2 separate regions of the Mus musculus genome follow, and region 1 is linked to region 2. The links are chromatin loops, found by intact Hi-C in ENCODE. Cell type or tissue: heart. All regions are shown on one strand. Each heading gives the region's core, and the rest is flanking DNA. Links, peaks and the distances in the headings are about the cores only.

Region 1 (9,035 bases), core at 1,036-9,035, 100 kb after region 2:
GACAGGGCTGATCGGTGCTTGGCCTCAGCTGCTGCCTTCAGAGCTGGGTCCTGAGCAGCTGGGGTGAAGTGAGAGCTTCCTCTCACCGGTGCAAACTCAGTCCCACCACCCCATGTTGATTGGGAATGCCTGAGAAGGGGCTAGTCCGTAGGAATGTCCATGCTCACTGAACATCCTTGCCCAGCTGTCTGCTGGCACTTTGGGCCTGGGTCTAAGGTGCCATCCACCCTGGGACAGACAGGGTGTGCACCTGTGTTTAAGGGCAGAGCCTTGCCTTCAAGGGAACCTCGTTCAAATGACTTTTAAAAGCTGTTTCTTTTCTCTTTGAGAAAGGGTCTCAAGCAGCTCGGGCTGGCCTTGAACTGGTAACCTTCCTCAGCCTTCCCAGTGCTGAGATGACAGGCATGCACCATCATGTTAGTTTATGCTGTGCCTTATGGAACCCACAGCTGCTTTGTTGATGCTCAGCAAGCATTCTACCAACTCAGCGCCAAACCTTGTGTCTTTTAAAAAAAGATACTCTCTATGTGTGTGTCTCATGCAGCATGTGCACGCCATCACATCGTGTGGTGGCCAGAGGACAGCTTTTGAGAGTCAGGTCTCTTCTATCACGTGGATTCTGCAGTTCACACTTGGGTTGGCTTTTACCTGCCCTGGCTTCCTGAGCACAGGGGCTACCCACATGCACTGGCATGCTCCTTCTATTCCTGTCTCCAAAGTTCTTGGTCTGTTGTTGTCCATGCTCACTTGCTGGGTCTCCTGGATTCAGATGTATGCAGAACCTGTGCCTTTCTGGAACTGATTTGTCACTGCCTTCTCTTGATCTCTGAGACTCCAAAGCCCAGACTGGCTGTAGCTATGGCTTCACAGGTTGGCCTTCCAAGAATGGGAGTCCCAACCTTTGGCTATCCCCTAGCCTCTCCCTTTTCCTGTTTTGACGCTGGCTCAGCCAAGCCCGGAGACAGAGGCATGATGTCTTAATCCTGGCTGAAGCTGACATGGACTGGTGCCCACTGACTCTCCTACCTGTCATGTGCCCTTCCCAGTCCCTATTGGCACCACATGACCCATACTCCAGTAAAAGATCTATAGCAGCCTCCTCCCAGGCTCCTGTACTTCTTCCGCGGACAGCAGGTGGGGTGGGGACATGGGTTGGTAGCCAGCTCTGGACTTGCTTCTGGCGGACAGTGTGACACTCATAAATCAGGGGCATCAGAGTGTCAGAAATGGGTTTATGGAATGTCTGGGTGGGTGAGCCATCAATTCTTAGGGATGAGGATGTGGGGGAAAGGTGGGTGGGAACCCCCCCCCCCCTACCCCCCAACGGCTTCCCCGGGACATGGTGCTGGCAGTAGTTTTAATCCCCAGGACAGGCAGGGAATAAATTCAGGGCACCAAGGTCTCTCGGCATCCAGGGACCTGCTGTCACAATGGCTGCAGGAAGACTTCGGATCCTGTGTCTGCTGCTCCTGTCCTTGCACCCGAGCCTCGGCTGGGTCCTTGATCTTCAAGAGGCTTCTGTGGCAGATAAGCTCTCATTTGGGAAGATGGCAGAGACTAGAGGGACCTGGACGCCCCATCAGGGTAAGAATTCCTGGGGGCCTCCCGACTCCCCAATTCCTTCTCTCAAAGCCCTCACTTTGCCTTACAATCCTACTCTACCTTGCACTAGGTAACAACCATGTCCGTCTTCCAAGAGCCTTGGCTGGTTCATGCCGACTGTGGAGCCTGACCCTACCAGTGGCTGAGCTGGGCCTGGGCTATGCCTCGGAGGAGAAGGTCATCTTCCGATACTGTGCTGGCAGCTGTCCCCAAGAGGCCCATACCCAGCACAGTCTGGTACTGGCCCGGCTTCGAGGGCGGGGTCGAGCCCATGGCCGACCCTGCTGCCAGCCCACCAGCTATGCTGATGTGACCTTCCTTGATGATCAGCACCATTGGCAGCAGCTGCCTCAGCTCTCAGCTGCAGCTTGTGGCTGTGGTGGCTGAAGGAGGCCAGTCTGGTGTCTCAGAATCACAAGCATGAGACAGGCTGGGCTTTGAAAGGCTCAGGTGACATTACTAGAAATTTGCATAGGTAAAGATAAGAAGGGAAAGGACCAGGGTTTTTTGTTTCTTTCTTTGCTTGCTTGTTAGTTTTTTTTTTTTTTTAATCAGCAGTGGATGCAATAAATGATATTCTCGTGGCCTTAAGAGTGTGTGTGATCAGGTGCACCCTGGCAGCCACCATGCTATGTGAATCCTGAGACCCTGATCGTCTCTTAAGAGCCCCAGCCCTGGCAGACGGTCATTTGAAGATCCCATGACAGCATTTTCCCTACTTTATTCACAAATATGGAGGATATGTGGGAGGTCAGCAGGCTGGAGGTGGCTCTTCTGGCCTTCCTGGCCCCATCCCCTCAGGGAGGGAGCGGCAAATCACTGAGATGCGTCGGCCCCGGGGAACCCGGTGCTCCCCAAAAAATGATTCTTCATCTCTAAGGATCTCATGGGAGAAGTCATATCGGGCTGAACCCCTGCAAGAAGAGAGAAGCTGAGTGGGTGGATGGAGGGAAGACTGTCCCTTCAGCATTTCTATACTTTTTCTGAGTGGTGGTGGTGACTGTTAGAAACCCTCGGCCTCACCTGAGGACTTTGGGTTACGTCGTACCTTAAGATATAGAGAGACCCTGGCTCCAGCAACAGTTCCAGCCACTGCTCAGGTTCCTGTGTATGCACCAGCTTCATAACACTTGGAGACAACAGGGAAAGGCCAGCAATGGTAGATCCACAGAACTGGAAAAGGGGTATGTATGCTGTGTATATTGGGGTGTCAGGCTTAGTTCTGCCCCCCTGTCCACCGACAACCTAGCTAGGAGTTCTGATGGAATGCCTTCTGCCCACCTTGACACTGTCAACATGAGGCTTGATGTAGCCCCGAGGTTCCAGGTCCAACACATGTACTGGGGATAGCAGGCTCTGGTCAGGACCAAATGCAGCCGCCCGAACCCGCTGCAGGATGACCTGGCTTGCATCAGACCAGCAGGATTTCTCTGTCTCCCTGAAGCCATGGATGGCCTGAATAGAGAGCTCAAGTCATAACTGGGAACTCCCAGGACAGGAAAATGAGGTACCGAGGGGTGCAGTACAGGGCAGGCAGTCTTTCCAACTTTAGCTCATTATCAGTGAGGTTTCAACCACGCATCTGGTCTTCACGTTTCGTTTCCCAGTGGTCCCTGGTGCTGGCCACCCTAATATTCAGTATCTCGGTCTCCTGTCTCTATTTGATCCCACTCAAGTCCCTAGTGAAACTCCCAACTGCTGGCACTCCCTCTCCCAAGTCTGCTTTTTATTTCTAATCTTGTCACCAATGCCCCTGAAGTGTTCCAGAACTTCATGTCTGAAGTGACATCTTTGTCCTCACTACGCATTCCTTGGTGCCCACCAAAACCCTCCCTTCTGATTCCAGGCCCAGCCCCACACTACAGCCCCTGTTCTTAGTAAAGCCCAGCAGTGATTTGCCCCCACTGTAATACTGCGCTGCTCTGAGCTCAACGTTGCCAGTTCACCTTCTCCGGCTCTGGTCCCTTCCCCTGCTCTAAGTACCATCCACAAGCCCGCAGCAGCAGGCCTTCCCCTGGACTCAGCTCTGGCATCAAGATCAGCCCCATTCCCACAAGACCTCCTGACCAACTGTCACTCATCGAATTGCCCAGCACCCGCCATGTCCCACACCAGAGAAACTTGGTCCCACCCGAACCTACATCGGGGACTGCCCAAAACACACTGTCCCCAACCTGGCCAAGCAAGCCTAGCTCTTCACTCTACCCCTCCGAGGACCCCGCCCCCTCACTATGTCCCAGTGGGCGTCCCCTTAGCTCGCCGCTCCGCCCACTCACCGCGTCCCAGTGGTCGTACTCGTAGCGCCGGCGCCGCAGCTGGGGCTCCAGTTCGCGTGTTAGCGTGTCCTCCTCCTCCTGGCTCAGGAAGCCTGGATGCACCACGGCCTCATCACGCAGGCGGCCCAGCACGGCAGAGTCTGAGCCGCGCACCCAGGCGCACCCAGAAAGCAACCGCATCGCTAGCCTCCTGCTGCCCGCCATCTTCAGGGATTGACCACAGCAGGCTGAGCCACACCCCCGCAAGCTATTGGCTGACACCGCACCACGCCCATCAGCTACTGGCTCTATTAGCTGTGCTTTAAGTCAGTCTACCGCTTGTCCCGCCTCTCGGCCCTGAGCAAGGTCTCAAGCAGTAGGTGCAGAACTAGGGCGAACGGAGGCTGGAGGTCACGTGGGGGCAAAGCCAAGGTTAGAAGTTCAATCAGCCTAGCGCAAATTTAGCGCTTGTCAAACAGCACACCCTGGTGGAGAAAGGAGGATAACTAACTCCAAGGTCAGCCCTTGAGTTTGAGGCTAACCTGAATTTCAGATGTTGCCCACAAAATAGGACATCCAAACAAATAAGACCAAATAATACAACCCCCACCTCAAATGTTTTGTGTTAAATCTAAAAAGAGTCTACTTCCTTCCACACTAATAAACTGGGCCTAGGAAAATGGCTCAGCACTTGCTAAGAGTCTTTGGTTTGACCTCAGGACCCCCAAACATGGTGCAAGCAGAAAAAGCAACTCCTGCATTTGCGACCCTCTGACCTCCATAGGGTCATGTGGCACCTGCCTCCATCCCATAAACTGGGATCCTCTGCTTCTAGTTCTAGTAAAACTCCATAAACATGTCCTGACATTCTCTCTGGCTTCAGCTGGCTTTTGGAGCCTGCAACAAAATGCCAGGACTTTGTCACCTGGTGAGTCACCAGTGTCAGGTCTCATGGGTCTGAGGATCAACCCAAAGTTGGTGGTAGATTCTGGTAGACCCTCCACCCTAACTCTTAACTCTCTAAGGGGCCAAGCCCAGGATCGGCAGGTAAGAATGTACTCTTAAGTCCCAGCACCCACAGGGAAGCCCCAGGGGACCCAACATCCTCTTCTGGCCATGGGTACTGCACTCACCATGCACAAACCCACACATAACCAAAGATGTATGAAATCATATTTCTACCCACTGACTTTGGGGTAGTATATGGCTTAAGTCTGTTGAAGTCAGGTGTGGTGGTGTACACCTTTAATCCTAGCACTCAGGAGGTGAGGCAGGTGGGTACCTGAGTCTGAGGCTAGATTGGTTTAGTTCCAGGAGAGCCAGGGTTTGCTTACTGAAGTGGTTTGTCAAGGTGAAGGAGGCCTGCTGTCTTGGAGAAGTAATGGAAGGTGCTTCAGACATGGGACAAAGACTACAAAGATTTAATTTAAATCACAGTGTCTCAGGCAGTCTGCCCTGCTCTGAGGGCAACCTCAATCCACATCTCCTCTAGGGGTTGTTCTTGGGCCCAGCAGAGGAAGTTTCAGTCTGGTCTCCACTCCTTAGGTGCTTGTCGGGGCAGGAGGATCCGTCGGCGCTGTGGCAGTCTCCTTCTGTACCAGTTCTGGCTCATCCTCCCCGTCCTGAGGTGGGTGGACCAAGACCTTGTCCAAGATGCCAAACTCTTGGGCCTCCATGGGGCTCATGTAGCGGTCCCTCTCCATTGCTGACTCTAGGGAAAGCAGTATATGTGGGTAGGAGTAGAGGCCTGGGCTGTTTTTCCCCAAATTCCTAGGTTGAAGCCCTTACCAGTCGTGAGATGATTTATGGAGTTGTGAGGGACCCCCTACCATGGGATCTATGCTCTTATGAAGAGAGGCAAAAGTAAAAGGGCTACAAACTAAGATAATGTCTTCAAAGAAAAAAAGGAGGAGCTCTGTTGGCTGAACACTTTCCTAAGAGCCCAGGCTTCATACCTAGGAGCACCAGCAATTCCAGGAAACCAAAGGTGTAGAAGCCATTAGCATCAGGAATTGATAGCAACACAAAAATGTCACCTTCCAGGCCCTGGCTATTCCTGGCCTTCCTGCTTCCAGGACTGAGATTAGACACTCCTAGCATTTTAGCTTCCAGCCCATGATGTTTTCTTCCAGCTCCCAAGTTTCATAAGATACACTTACTCTGACAATCTTTCCCATGGGGCTGGGGAACCTCTCTGTGATTCAATCTCCTCCGTAGTAAAAAACAGGGTTTTGTTTTTGCTTTTTTTTTTTTTTCCAGACAGGATCACATGCAGCCCGGGCTAGCCTCGAAGGGACGACCTTCAACTCCTGATTCCCCCATCTGTGCTGGCCAAGTGCCGGGATGAGAGGTCTGCAGTGCTTACACCACACCAATTCAATTTTTACCGACTACTGTAATACATCAGGTCCCAGGAACTACATGGTAGGAGAGAATCGCCTCTTGAACACTGTCCCCTGAACTCCACATGTCATGGCATTCACACAACAGTAAGATGCAACTAGGAAAATGCCACGCAGTGCTAGGTGGTGGATCTTAGACTGAACATATGTGACCAGCAACAAGATATACCGAAGAATGGCACGTGGGACAGTAAGATGGCTTGGTGGGAAGAGGGGTTTGCCACCAAGTCTAATGACCTCAAGTTCAATCACCACTCCTTACAAGGTGTCAACAGAGAACCGATGTTTACAAACTGTCCTCTGACTTCCACACATCACTATGGCAGGCACATGCTTCCCAAATCAACTATTTTAAAAATGAAATGTTGGAGCCGGGGGTGGGGGTGGGGGTGGGGGTGACGCACACCTTTAATCCCAGCACTCGGGAGGCAGAGGCAGGCGGATTTCTGAGTTCGAGGCCAGCCTAGTCTAGAAAGTGAGCTCCAGGACAGCCAGGGCTATACAGAGAAACCCTGTCTCGAAAAACCATAAAGAAATGTCGGGCTGCAGAGATGGCTCAGAGTTTAAGAGCACTGGCAGCTTGCTCTTCCAGAGGTCCTGAGTTCAATTCCTAGCAACCACATGGTGGCTCACAACTATGTGTAATGAGATCTGATGCCCTCTTCTGGTGTGTCTGAGGACAGTGACAGTGGACTCACATAAATGAAAGAAGGGCTCCAGGGAAGTGACCCTTGCTACCTTCTCCCCATCAAAACCACCTCTATAGCACAGGCCCGCTGAGCCCGCGTCTGTCATTCTCTAGCCCAGTCGACAACTCATGATTCTCTACCTCTACCTGCCAGAGCTGGGATGGCAGGTAGGTACCAACACACCCAGCTTGCAAAGCTCATCTAAAGGGCTCAGAACTGGAGATTGTAACTGAAGGGAATTCTGTCTAACATGCTAGGAACTTTTGTTTTGTGACTCTGGGGACATAGAACCTATGTCGGGCCAGGAATGTATCCCTGGGGCTGGAGAGTTGACTCAGTGGTTAAGAGGACTTGTTTTGGCAGAGGACCCAGACATGATTCCTAGCACCCACACACGTAAGAAAATAGATAAAGAAGGGTGAAAAAAGTATCCTTAAGGCACACCCCTGACACGACCCCAACCCCTCACTGGGAAAGGGCTCATTCTAGGCAGGAGCTATGCCATAGCCACAGAGCCCCAAGCACAGAGCATTGGTGGGTCAGGGATTCTACTGACCATCATCCACGGCCCAGAGTGACCATATTATAGTAATCTGGTTCTGACTGTCAGGTGGGGGTGCCCTGCTTTAGGACAATGCTGATGCTCCAGTGTGTACTGTGAGAGGTTGATGCTGATGCTCCAGTGTGTGCTGTGGGAGGCTGATGCTCCAGTGTGTGCTGTAGGAGGCCGATGCTGATGCTCCAGTGTGTGCTGTGAGAAGCTGATGCTCCAGTGTGTGCTGTGGGAGGCCAATGCTCCAGTGTGTCCTGTGGGAGGCTGCTGATGCTCCAGTGTGTGCTGTGGGAGGCTGATGCTCCAGTGTGTGCTGTGGGAGGCCGATGCTCCAGTGTGTGCTGTGGGAGGCCAATGCTCCAGTGTGTGCTGTGGGAGGCTGGGTGCTTACCGATCACCTGTAGGCTCTGCTTGGTGTGTTTGGCGTAGATGTTGTATAGCTGCTTTTTCAGCTTCATGATTTCCTCTGCCTGGATGGCGATGTCTGTGGCTTGGCCCTGAGGAGCAGTAAGTAGAGGAAGAAGATGAAACTTCTCATGGGGCACTAGTGAGGGAGCCACTGATCTAGTCCAGGCTGCCTTGAAACTGACAGAGATCAGCCTGTCTCTGCCTCTGCTGCCTGAGTATTGGGATTAAAGGCATGTACCACCACACCTGGATTCTATTTTTGTTTTTATTCTTTCTGGCGCTGGAAATGGAACCCAGGGCCTTGCAGTCGTTCTTACTCCTGAAGTACCTCCCCAGCCATGAAAATACTTATCTCAAAGCAGTGGTAGCAGGATCTCAGTAGGCTAGAGGCCAGCCTGATCTACAGAGTGAACTACAGCACAGCTGAGGCTAAAAGATGAGACCCGTCTCCAACCAACAAACAAGAAGGAGCGGCACTCCCGTTCTAGTTCCCACTAGACGTCCCTGCAGAAAGCGTACTCACCCTGGCTCCTCCAGAGGGCTGGTGGATCATGATTCTGGAATTGGGCAGTGAATGGCGCATGCCCGGGCTGCCAGCAGCGAGGAGCAGGGAGCCCATGCTGGCAGCCTGTCCAACACACCACGTGCAGATGGGGTTCAGGATGTACTGCATTGTGTCGTAGATGGCCAGGCCCGCAGTTACCACACCACCTGTAGGCAGTGGAGCAAGTAAGGGCCCAGGGGGATCCTACCCCAGTACCCTTCCAGCAAGCCACAAGGGCAAATGTTGTTTGAGGGGTGGGGTGGGGGACATGATCAGACACGTACACGTGACAACACACACAGAATTAAGTAAAAGGAACCAAAGGGCTGTTAGCCACCTCTCAGCTGTGCATCAACATAGTAAAGCTGGCTACTTCCTGCTCGTCCAGGCCCACGGGCCCAGCACAAGGCAGACGCGAGCTTTCTTACTGTCCACGTGGAGCTGGATGAGAAGACAGATGCGTGCCTAACTGACAGCCCGCCCAGTGTCCAGTCATTGAAACCGCCCAGCCTTGAGCAGCTGAGAAGTATTATCTGGTGACGGTGCTCTCCACCAAACCTAACAAACTGAACTCAATTCCCA
Region 2 (9,160 bases), core at 743-8,742:
ATGTGAGTGCCAGGAACTGAACCTAGGTCCTCAGCACCCTCCACCACAGGCTGCCTGTCCACCTACACACCCATGATCCTCTCTTGCCCCGCTTTCGCTCTCATCAGTCCCCTTCCTCTTCCTAAATATTTCTTCAGACTGGGTTTCGCGTAACCCAGTCTAGGCAGCTCACTTCTTAACAAAGAATGGCCTCCAACTACTTCTTGTTCCTCCTGCCTCCACCTCCCAAGTGCTGGAATGGCATGCTTGGGCTGCGAGGAACTTAAGTGAAAATAACTCTCTGGTTTCTACCTAGGGGGACATCAACCCACATGCATGTAGATCCAGAGATTCACTGTAAACTATGAAGCAAGCTGACCAAGGTGTCCCAGAGATGTTCTGAGCTGTGTGCCTTCACAGAGCTCTGGAACACCCTTTCTGGGCTACAGCCTAGCTGACAATGCTGAGGGACTTGCAGGGGCAGGAAGCTCTATCCACCATGCAGAGCTGAGCTCCCTCCTCCAACCCCAGTCCAATAGCCCCCCCTGTGGTGTACTCAGTTGTCTTCCTGAAATGACTGTTAACCCTAGCTGTCCTCACAGCATGGAAAAACTCAAGGGAGGCAAGTAGTTAGAGGGACCCGCCCTACAGTGTTGGCTTAGATGCTCCTCTCCCACCTCTCAGGTCCCCAGAACAGGCAGGCATGACTTGGTATTTTCTAAGACGAAAAGTAAAGGTTTCTATCCCAAGGTTTCTATGGCAGGGTTCCGTTCTATTTCACTGTCACTCTCCCGTCAGCCATAATGAGCTCATACGCGGTAGGCAAAAGCTCCATTCCCTGAATCACGCCCCTGGCCCCTCATTGGCGGTCAATAGGCGGGGCTCCACCCTATGGCCACGCCCCCAGCCCTTCACTGGGAGATTCTAGGCAGAGGCTCTATGCTAAGCCCCCAAACTGGGATGTTATATATGTACTACCATAAGCAATTTAGTATTAACTTTTTATTTTTGTTTTGCCTTATTTTTTGATGTAGAGTCTATGTAAGTTTCCCAGGCTGACCTCCAAGTCCTAGGTTCATGCCCACCTCCTGCCTCAGTGTTCCAAATGTCTAGGATGACAGGTACTGGCCACCAGCATAGCCAGGAGTGTCAACTGCTTTCCTGTCTTGAGTGAGGATATTGCTATCAGCCCAGGGCAGCCTCAGACTCCAATGTACTGAGCTTACATACACATACCAGAAGCCAGGCTTAAAAGTCAACTTCCCTGACTCTCCCCTGGTGGGCACATGGAAACTACACAGCATAGGTTCAAATCCCAGCCCCACCTCCTGAGGGAATTCCTTTACCTCTTGGTGCCTCAATTTCCCCATCTGTGAAATGAAATTAAAACAATACTATCTTAGGCTGGAGAGATGGTTCAGCGGTTAAGAGCACTGACTGCTCTTCCAGATGTCCTGAGTTCAATTTCCAGCAACCACATGGTGGCTCACAACCATCTGTAATGGGGTAATGGGATCTGATGCCCTCTTCTGGTGTGTCTGAAGGCAGTTACAGTATACTCATATAAATAAAATAAATCTTTAAAAAAAAATACTTAATCCCAGCACTTGGGAGGCAGAGGCAGGCGGATTTCTGAGTTCGAGGCCAGCCTGATCTACAAAGTGAGTTCCAGGACAGCCAGGGCTATACAGAGAAACCTTGTCTCGAAAAAAAAAAAAAAATACTACCTCAAAATTCAAGGTGTCCACAGTGAGGGAGCCAGGATGTTGTGACATACAGCAGTCACTCAGTAAGTTCAGCCATCCTTGCCACTGGCAGCCTACACAGCCTAGCATGTGTCAGTGACTACATGTGGACTTTGAAACACTGAAATCCAGTACACAAATCCTGCCTCTGGGTTGACCCGTGAGGATGTTTGAAAGGATCTACACAGAGCCAGAACTCTGGAGGCAGAGTTAGGAGGATCAGGAAGGAGTTCAAGATCAGCCTCGGTTAAAAGTCTAGTTGGAGGCCAACCTGGTCTATGTGAGACCCTTTGACCAACAGCAAAGCCCATAACAGCAAAAAGTGCAGAGAACGGAAATGATCTCTCCAGTCTTCAAAAGGGAATCGTTCAGATTACCATTGATGACATCACCAGTCACACAACAGCAAAGACAGCTCATGCCTTTGAACCACGGGGACAGGATCTTCCAGTTTGAGCAAAGAGTCAGCATTACAATTGCTTCCGGAGGTTTGTCCACACTGGAGTCTGTGGTATGGCTCTAGCCTGCATTTCCATGTGTACAAAGTTTTGTTTGGGTTCCTCTTCTTCCTCTGCCTCCTCCTCCTCTTCCTCTTCCTCCTTTTCTCCTTCTATCTTCCTCCTCCTTCCTTTTAGCCATGAACAACCTGTAGTCAACTAAGCACCCAGAAAGAAAGAAAAGGTGACCATAGCTTTCTGGAAGAAGGAAAAATTTAACATCAACAATAAGTTCTTCCCTGAGAAAGATGGGGGAGTGGCTGAGCAGGCTGGGGACCCCTCAGAGGTTGATAAGAGCTAACTCAGTGATGGGAAATCAACCAAGCTGAGTAGAAAGGGAATCCCAGCCTGACTATCATCTGTAAGGGATTCCCCAGTGCTGCCAGGGGAAGTAGCCATTAGACAGCCACAATTAGACAGAAACACAAAGACACCCACAGCCAGGACATAGAACAGACACAGCAACCACAAATACACCATAGCCCCCTGGGCAGGGGGAGAGAGAGAGAGAGAGAGAGAGAGAGAGAGAGAGAGAGAGAGAGAGAGAGAGAGAGAGAGAGAGATCATTGTCAAACACACTGAACAGCCAAGGTGTGGTGGTTCATATCTGTCACCTGAGCATTTGGGATGCTAAGGTAGGACATTACACAAGTCTGAGGCCAGCCTATGTATAGTTTCAGGCTAGCCTTGGCTACAGAGATAGACCCTGTCTCGTGAGGACAGAAAGAGAGGAGAAAGGGAAATAAAAGAGGTATGGAAAGGGTTGAGGTAAGAGTACTCCTACTCTGCTCTTTCAGATAACCAGAGTTAAGTCCCCAACCCTCACATGGTGGCTCACAACCTCCTGTAATTCCAGATCCAAGGGGATGTGACACCTCTTCTGGCAGCAATAGGCACTACACTCACCTGCACTTACCCTGAGACACACATATACACATAAATACAAGTAAAACTTTAAAACTTTTTTTTAATATGCCAGGCATACATAGCTCAGCCAGTGACACTTGTTTCATAAGCATGGGGACCTGATTTGATTTCCCAGCACCCCTGGCTTGTTGTTTTGTTTAATAATAATAATAAGAGCCGGGCGTGGTGGCGCCACACGCCTTTAATCCCAGCACTTGGGAGGCAGAGGCAGGCCGATTTCTGAGTTCGAGGCCAGTCTGGTCTACAAAGTGAGCTCCAGGACAGCCAGGGCTATACAGAGAAACCCTGTCTGGAAAAAAAAAAAAAAAAAAAAAAAGACAAGCTGTCAAGTGCTTATAATCTTAGTCTGGGAAGGTAGACAAAGGAGGATTCCTGGAACTCATTGGCAAACTATTCTAGACAAATAGCTGGACTCCTCAGACCAGTGAGAGATTCTATCTTAAAAAAAAAAAAAATAAATAACAGTGAGGATTAGGTGGCTCCATGGTTAAGAACACTGGCTGCTCTTGCAGAGGACTCAAGTTCAATTCCCAGCAGCTATATGGCAGCTCAGACCTGTCTGTAACTCCAGTTCCAAGGCTTATGACACTTTCACACAGACATACAGGCAGGCGAAACACCTATAAAGACAAAATAAAATAAATTAAAAAAAAAAGCAAACAAACAACAAGAACAAAACCAATACTCCAATAAAACATCCAGGTACCAGATCTGTGAACAGAACTCCCTCCTACTCAGCCTTGGATCCCAGCGCGGGACACACGCGCCCCCTTGTGGACGGCATCCTCGCCCTAGGCTGTATGAGATGCAGGTGGAAGGGTCTGCCCCCCAAACTTGCCGAGCCTTGGAAGAACTTGACATCAGAACCTGGAAGCCGGGAGGACCACCAGCCCGAGGACCGGAACCCAGAGAAGCCTGTATGACCGCGAGATACGATCAGTGAGGATGTTGTAGGAGGAGGCAGGTCACTATGGTTCCTACAGGGCCAGCATCAGCAACACGAAAGTGGCCAGAGCCCATGGTGCCACTTGAGAGTAGACTCTGGTTTCCAAGCCCATACACTTCTCCTTAGGCTCCGTCCACTTCCCAGTTGTTACTCTCTAAACCTTCATTTGCAGTCCCTCCCAATGGCTCCTTCACTTTCTCTAGCCCCACATCCTTACTTTTCAGCTGTGTACTTCCCAGGTCCCTCTCACTTCTCAATCTCTATAGGTTCCTCCCACTTTCTTAGCCCCTCCCAGCTGCTCTGTCATTCTCTCTACGCCCTGCCCACTTTCCCCAGTCAACAGCTTCCTCGAGGTTGTGGATTCCCACTTTTGACGTCATTCTTCCAGCCTACTTCCCGCTCCCTTAGCTTCCCAGGCGGTTCAGTTCTCTTGCCTCGCCTGCTTCCCTGCCAATCTCCAAAGACCCCCCTCCGCCCCCCCCCCCCCCCCTGCTCAGGCCCTACCGGGTAGGCTTAACAGACTTCTCTATCAGCCTCCCAGAGCCCGCCCTGGTCCTTCCCACATCCCCCGCTGTTCTCCCTATTCCACCGGACTCTAACAGCCTAGGAAAGAAAGCTTGTTTCCCATCGGACCTTCCTCAGAGACTACTTTACTCCTTCGTCCACCTGGGACCTGGTTAACGGCAAGGCAGTCTAAAATGCCTCCACCTCCTTCTGTGCCTTACAAATTCTCATTCCAGCTGCTGGACACGCCCACCCTTATTCTCTTTAAAATTTAGTTTGCTTTTATTAATGTGTAATGCGTTGTCTATGAGCGGATGCTACAAGTGTTCAGAGAGGCCAGAGGAGGGGGTCAGATTCCCTGGAACTAGAGTAATTATGAGCAGGGATTGAGTGCTGGGGACTGAACTCTAAGCCGCTACAAGAGCAGCAAGTGCTCTTAGCCACTGAGCCATTTCCTTAGCCCCCGCCCCCAATTCAGAAGACCACCATACCTGCATATGGCCCAGCCTTGAGTCCCACTCTCTGTGGGATGATGGGGACGGGGAGGCTGCCTGCCCCAGGGTGTGCACTTGGACTGTGTGCCTACCCATTCATGTGGAATGCAACCAACGTGTGTTTGTGTCATCGAAGGTCAGCTGGAGAAAGGGACTCTGCATAGCTTCCAGCCCATCACACTTAGCATACACAGGTGTGTATCTTTTGGTGTGAGAGTGTGTACCGCATATCTGATCTACCCTGTTGGACCAAAAATCAACTTGAGGAGAAAAGCGCATGGCCCACTATCCAGGGGTGAACTGGAAATAACCTAGAAGCAGAACTAAGGCAAAGACCATGGAGGACATGAAACACACCCACTCCCTCCTGTCTGCCCAGCCTGCCTTCTTTTCTTTTTTTTTTTTTAAGATTTATTTACTTATTTATTGTATGTGAGTACACTGTTGCTCTCCTCAGACACACCAGAAGGGGACAAAGATCCCATTACAGATGGTAGTGAGAGCCACCATGTGGTTGCTGGGGTTTGAACTCAGGTCCTCTGGAAGAGCAGTCAGTGTTCTTAACCGCTGAGCCATTTCTCCAGCCCTCAGCCTGCCTTCTTATGCAACCCAGGACCTCCTGCCTAGGAGATATCACTGTTCATATGGGCTGGACCCTCCCACATAGATCAGAAATCAAGAAAATGCCTCACAGGCCTGCCCACAGGCCAATCTGATGGACTTAATGCTGTCTGAGTCACCCATACTGCCTTAAGCAACCCCTTACCCAAGTGTGTCAACTTGACACAAGGTAGAGTCATCAGAGAGGAGGGAGTCTCACTTGAGAAAATGCCTCCATAAGATACAACTGCAGGCAAGCCTGAAGGGTATTTTCTTTTCTTTTTCTTTTTTTTCTTTTTTTTGGGGGGGTGGGGGGTGGGGGATAAGACAGAGTTTCTCTGTGTAGCCCTGGATGTCCTGGACTCTCTCTGTAGACCAGGCTGGCCTCGAACTCAGAGATCTGCCTGCCTCTGCCTCCCAAGTGCTGGGACTAAAAGCATGCGCCACCACCGCCTGGCCCATTTTTAATTTCTTATCTGACTGTTTCACCTGCCTATATGCCTGTGCCTCAATGTGTGCAGAACCCATGGAGGCCAGAACTGGGCAACAAATCCCTTGGAACTGGAGTTACAAACATCTGTGAGTCACCATATGGGTGTGGCAAACTGAACTCTGGTCATGTGCTAGAACAAGTGCTTTTAACCTCTGAGCCATTTCTCTACCCTCCTTGGTTGTTCTGAGACAAGGGCTCACTATGTAGCCCTAACTACTCTGGAACTGACTCTGTAGACTAGGCAACCCTCAAACTCCCAAATGCTGGGATCAAAGGTATATACCACCACACCTGGCTGGGATTGCCTCTTTGTTTTGTTTTTGGTTTTTTTTGGCTTTTTGATGCCCTCTCTATCTGGCTAAAAAGCCCAACCAGGCATATGTGGTCCAGGACTGAATAAGAAGAAAAACGTGGGGAAACTGGAGAGCTGGCTCAGTGGTTTAAGAACGCTGGCTGCTCTTCCAGAGGTCCTGAGTACAACTCCCAGCAACCACTTGGTGGCTCATGAACATCTGTAATGGAATCTGGCATGCAGGTGTACATAGAGTATTCATATACATAAAATAAATATTTTTAAAAAGGAGAAAACCATGATGGACTGTAGACCTTTGTACTGTGAGCCTAAACACTTCCCTCCATACGCAGTTTCTGTCAGTTGTTTCATCCCATTCATAGACAAGTGACTAATACAATGGTCATATGCCATCACCACTCCTTCCTTCATATGTACTCAGTGGCCGTTATGAGGAGCAGAGGCTATGCTGGGACAGTGTCTTCCTCTGTCCCCTTCTCTTCAAGGCTAAGGAAGGGAGCAACAAGATGTTGAGATCCAGAAGGCTCAAGGGGATGGACTCATGGCTCAGTTGGTAGAATGCTTGCCTAGCTTGTATAAAGTTCAAAGTCCCTTCCCCAGCATGGCGCAAAACTGAGTGTAACTCCTCTATCATTCCAGAACACAGGACGTGAAGACAGGAGGATCAGTCGTGAGGAACATATGGAAGGAAGGGAGGGAGGGAGGAAGGAGAGAAGGGGAGGGGAGGGAAAAGGAGAAAGCAGGCAAGCTGGAGAAGAATGGGAAATCTAGGATATAGCCTTTAGTGTGTGTCACATCAACCCCTGCCCTACATGGTCAGTTTGGTGATGCCAGAAGGTGACAGACCCCTCCCCTGCTTACATACAGCTTTCATACTAATAACACACTGAGGGTAGATTCCGGCTCAAACATATATGCTGATGTCACATATGACCCCAAGCATGTACCAGAGCAATCCAGAAACACACACGCATAACCTTTTGAGGGCAGTGAGATAGGTTCTCACTATGTAGCCTTGGCTAGCCTGGAAATCCCCCCAAGTAGACCAGGATGGCCTTGAACTCAGAGATATCCCTGCCTCTGTCTTGAAAGGTCTGGAATTAAAGACTTATGTCACCATGACCAGCAAACTTTTTTACTTCAAGGACAGTGTCTAGTCCAGGCTGGCCTCAAACTGATTATCCTGCCTCCACCTCCCAAGTGCTGGAATAACAGGTGTGTGACACCAACTCAGTTTATTCAATGTTAGGGATGAAACCCAGGGCTTCTGCTCTGTTTGGCTTAAAAACTCTGCTCTTTTTCCATATGAAGGAAGGAGTAGGCTGTCTGACACAAAAGGCTGTGGGTCTCCAGTTCTCATGGTCCCGTTGGCCCCCCAGGGTGACTCTTGCCTTCTTTATCACACAGAGAGCCCAGGAAGATTGGCCTGGAAGATGTGACCCACCTCCCATGTCTGCAGCTATGCTCACCAACCTGTGTGAAGATCTGTGAAGTCCTAGTCTGCCCTGCTCTGTGATATGTGCATATCTTTAGTGACTTGGGCAGCCCCTCCTTGGCCGTGAGCCACATGTGGCACCACCTTTTGGCCATTTGCCCACTAGTGCCACCTCCTTCCATCGCCAAAGCAGTGGGATCACTGGATTTGCATTTGGCTACCAGATGTTGCAGGAAGGAATTGAAGAGACAGACACAACTCAGCACCAACTCTACCCTTATCTTGGGGAACCCCTCTATTCCAATCACCCCCGTGCTCGGACAGAGAATATTGTGTCTGTTTGGTTCGTTGTCTTCAAAGATTAGCACTCATTGTCAATTTGATGACACAACCTAGACTCACCTGGGAAGAGTCTAAATAGGGGATTGTCTGTTTAGATTGGGTTGGGGACCTGTCTGTTGGGGATTTCCTAATTACTTTAGCTGATATGTGAAGACCCAGCCCACTGTGGGCAGCACCATTCCTTAGTTAGGAGGTCTTCGACTGTATAAGAGTGGAGAAATGAAGTTGAAGGTGAGAAGCAACAGGATCAACATGCAGGCACTCATTTCTCTGCGCATGACTGGATGTCACATGACCAGCTCCTATCTTGACTTCTCCACAACAGTTGAACTATAACCTGGAATTGTAAGCCAAAAGTAAGCCCCTTTTGCTCCTAAGTTGTTTTGTTTTATTTTGTGTTGTTTGTCAGAGTATTTTCTTCCAGCAGCAGACTTAAAACTAAAACAGAGTTAGAGGGTGGGTTGTTCTTTCTGGGTAAGAGATCCATTAGTTATTAACTCCATAGATGGACAGACAACAGCATAGCGTGGGTTCTGGGGAGAGACCAGGCACACATGGCAGAGTCCTGCTCTTCCTTAGATGCTGGAGGACTGAAAGAGCCATAGAGGTCAAAGACACCACAAGAAACCCTACAGAATCAACTAACCTTGGCACATAGAGGCTCACAGAGACTAAACCACCAACCAGAGAGCATGCATAGGACAGACCTAGTCTCCCTATACGTATGTAACAGATGTATAGCTTGGTCCTCATGTGGGACTTCTAACAGCAGGAGGAGAAGATGTCTCTGACTCTGTTGCCTACCTTCGGATCCCTTTCCCCTAACTGGATGGCCTTGCCTAGCTCAAGAGGAGATGCACCCAGTCCTACTACAATTTGATATGC

What was found. A loop is a pair of places that touch in the nucleus more often than their neighbours do. Peaks named below come from ENCODE experiments on the same cell type or tissue, not always from the same donor. Only the 100,000 strongest peaks of a DNase experiment are listed, where the experiment ranks them.
Region 1: a loop joins it to region 2, with 6 times the contacts of the local background. A loop is called at or near these places in 6 of 42 quality-filtered maps.

The regions. Positions count from the first base shown.
Region 1 is chr17:56,992,411-57,001,445 of GRCm38, reverse strand. It overlaps Clpp (caseinolytic mitochondrial matrix peptidase proteolytic subunit), which reads right to left. Exons shown (of 6, transcript NM_017393.2): 4 at 8,433-8,620; 5 at 7,893-7,998; 6 at 5,075-5,568. The coding sequence ends at 5,399. It overlaps Alkbh7 (alkB homolog 7), which reads right to left and starts at 4,107. Exons shown (of 4, transcript NM_025538.3): 1 at 3,879-4,107; 2 at 2,884-3,057; 3 at 2,651-2,775; 4 at 2,106-2,516. The coding sequence starts at 4,082. The coding sequence ends at 2,354. Pspn (persephin) reads left to right here and starts at 1,341. Exons shown (of 2, transcript NM_008954.3): 1 at 1,341-1,584; 2 at 1,673-2,133. The coding sequence starts at 1,431. The coding sequence ends at 1,989. In heart, for the core only: a CTCF peak has its summit at 4,343; a DNase peak (open chromatin) is centred at 4,185; H3K4me3 peaks cover 1,624 bases; H3K27ac peaks cover 1,373 bases.
Region 2 is chr17:57,091,515-57,100,674 of GRCm38, reverse strand. It overlaps Gm11110 (predicted gene 11110), which reads left to right. Exons shown (of 4, transcript NR_033508.1): 4 at 7,906-8,652. It overlaps Gm46589 (a long non-coding RNA gene), which reads right to left and starts at 4,555. Exons shown (of 3, transcript XR_001782170.2): 1 at 3,855-4,555; 2 at 3,704-3,768; 3 at 967-2,380. In heart, for the core only: a CTCF peak has its summit at 3,921 (motif pointing left); DNase peaks (open chromatin) are centred at 3,944 and 4,394; H3K4me3 peaks cover 933 bases; H3K27me3 peaks cover 1,090 bases.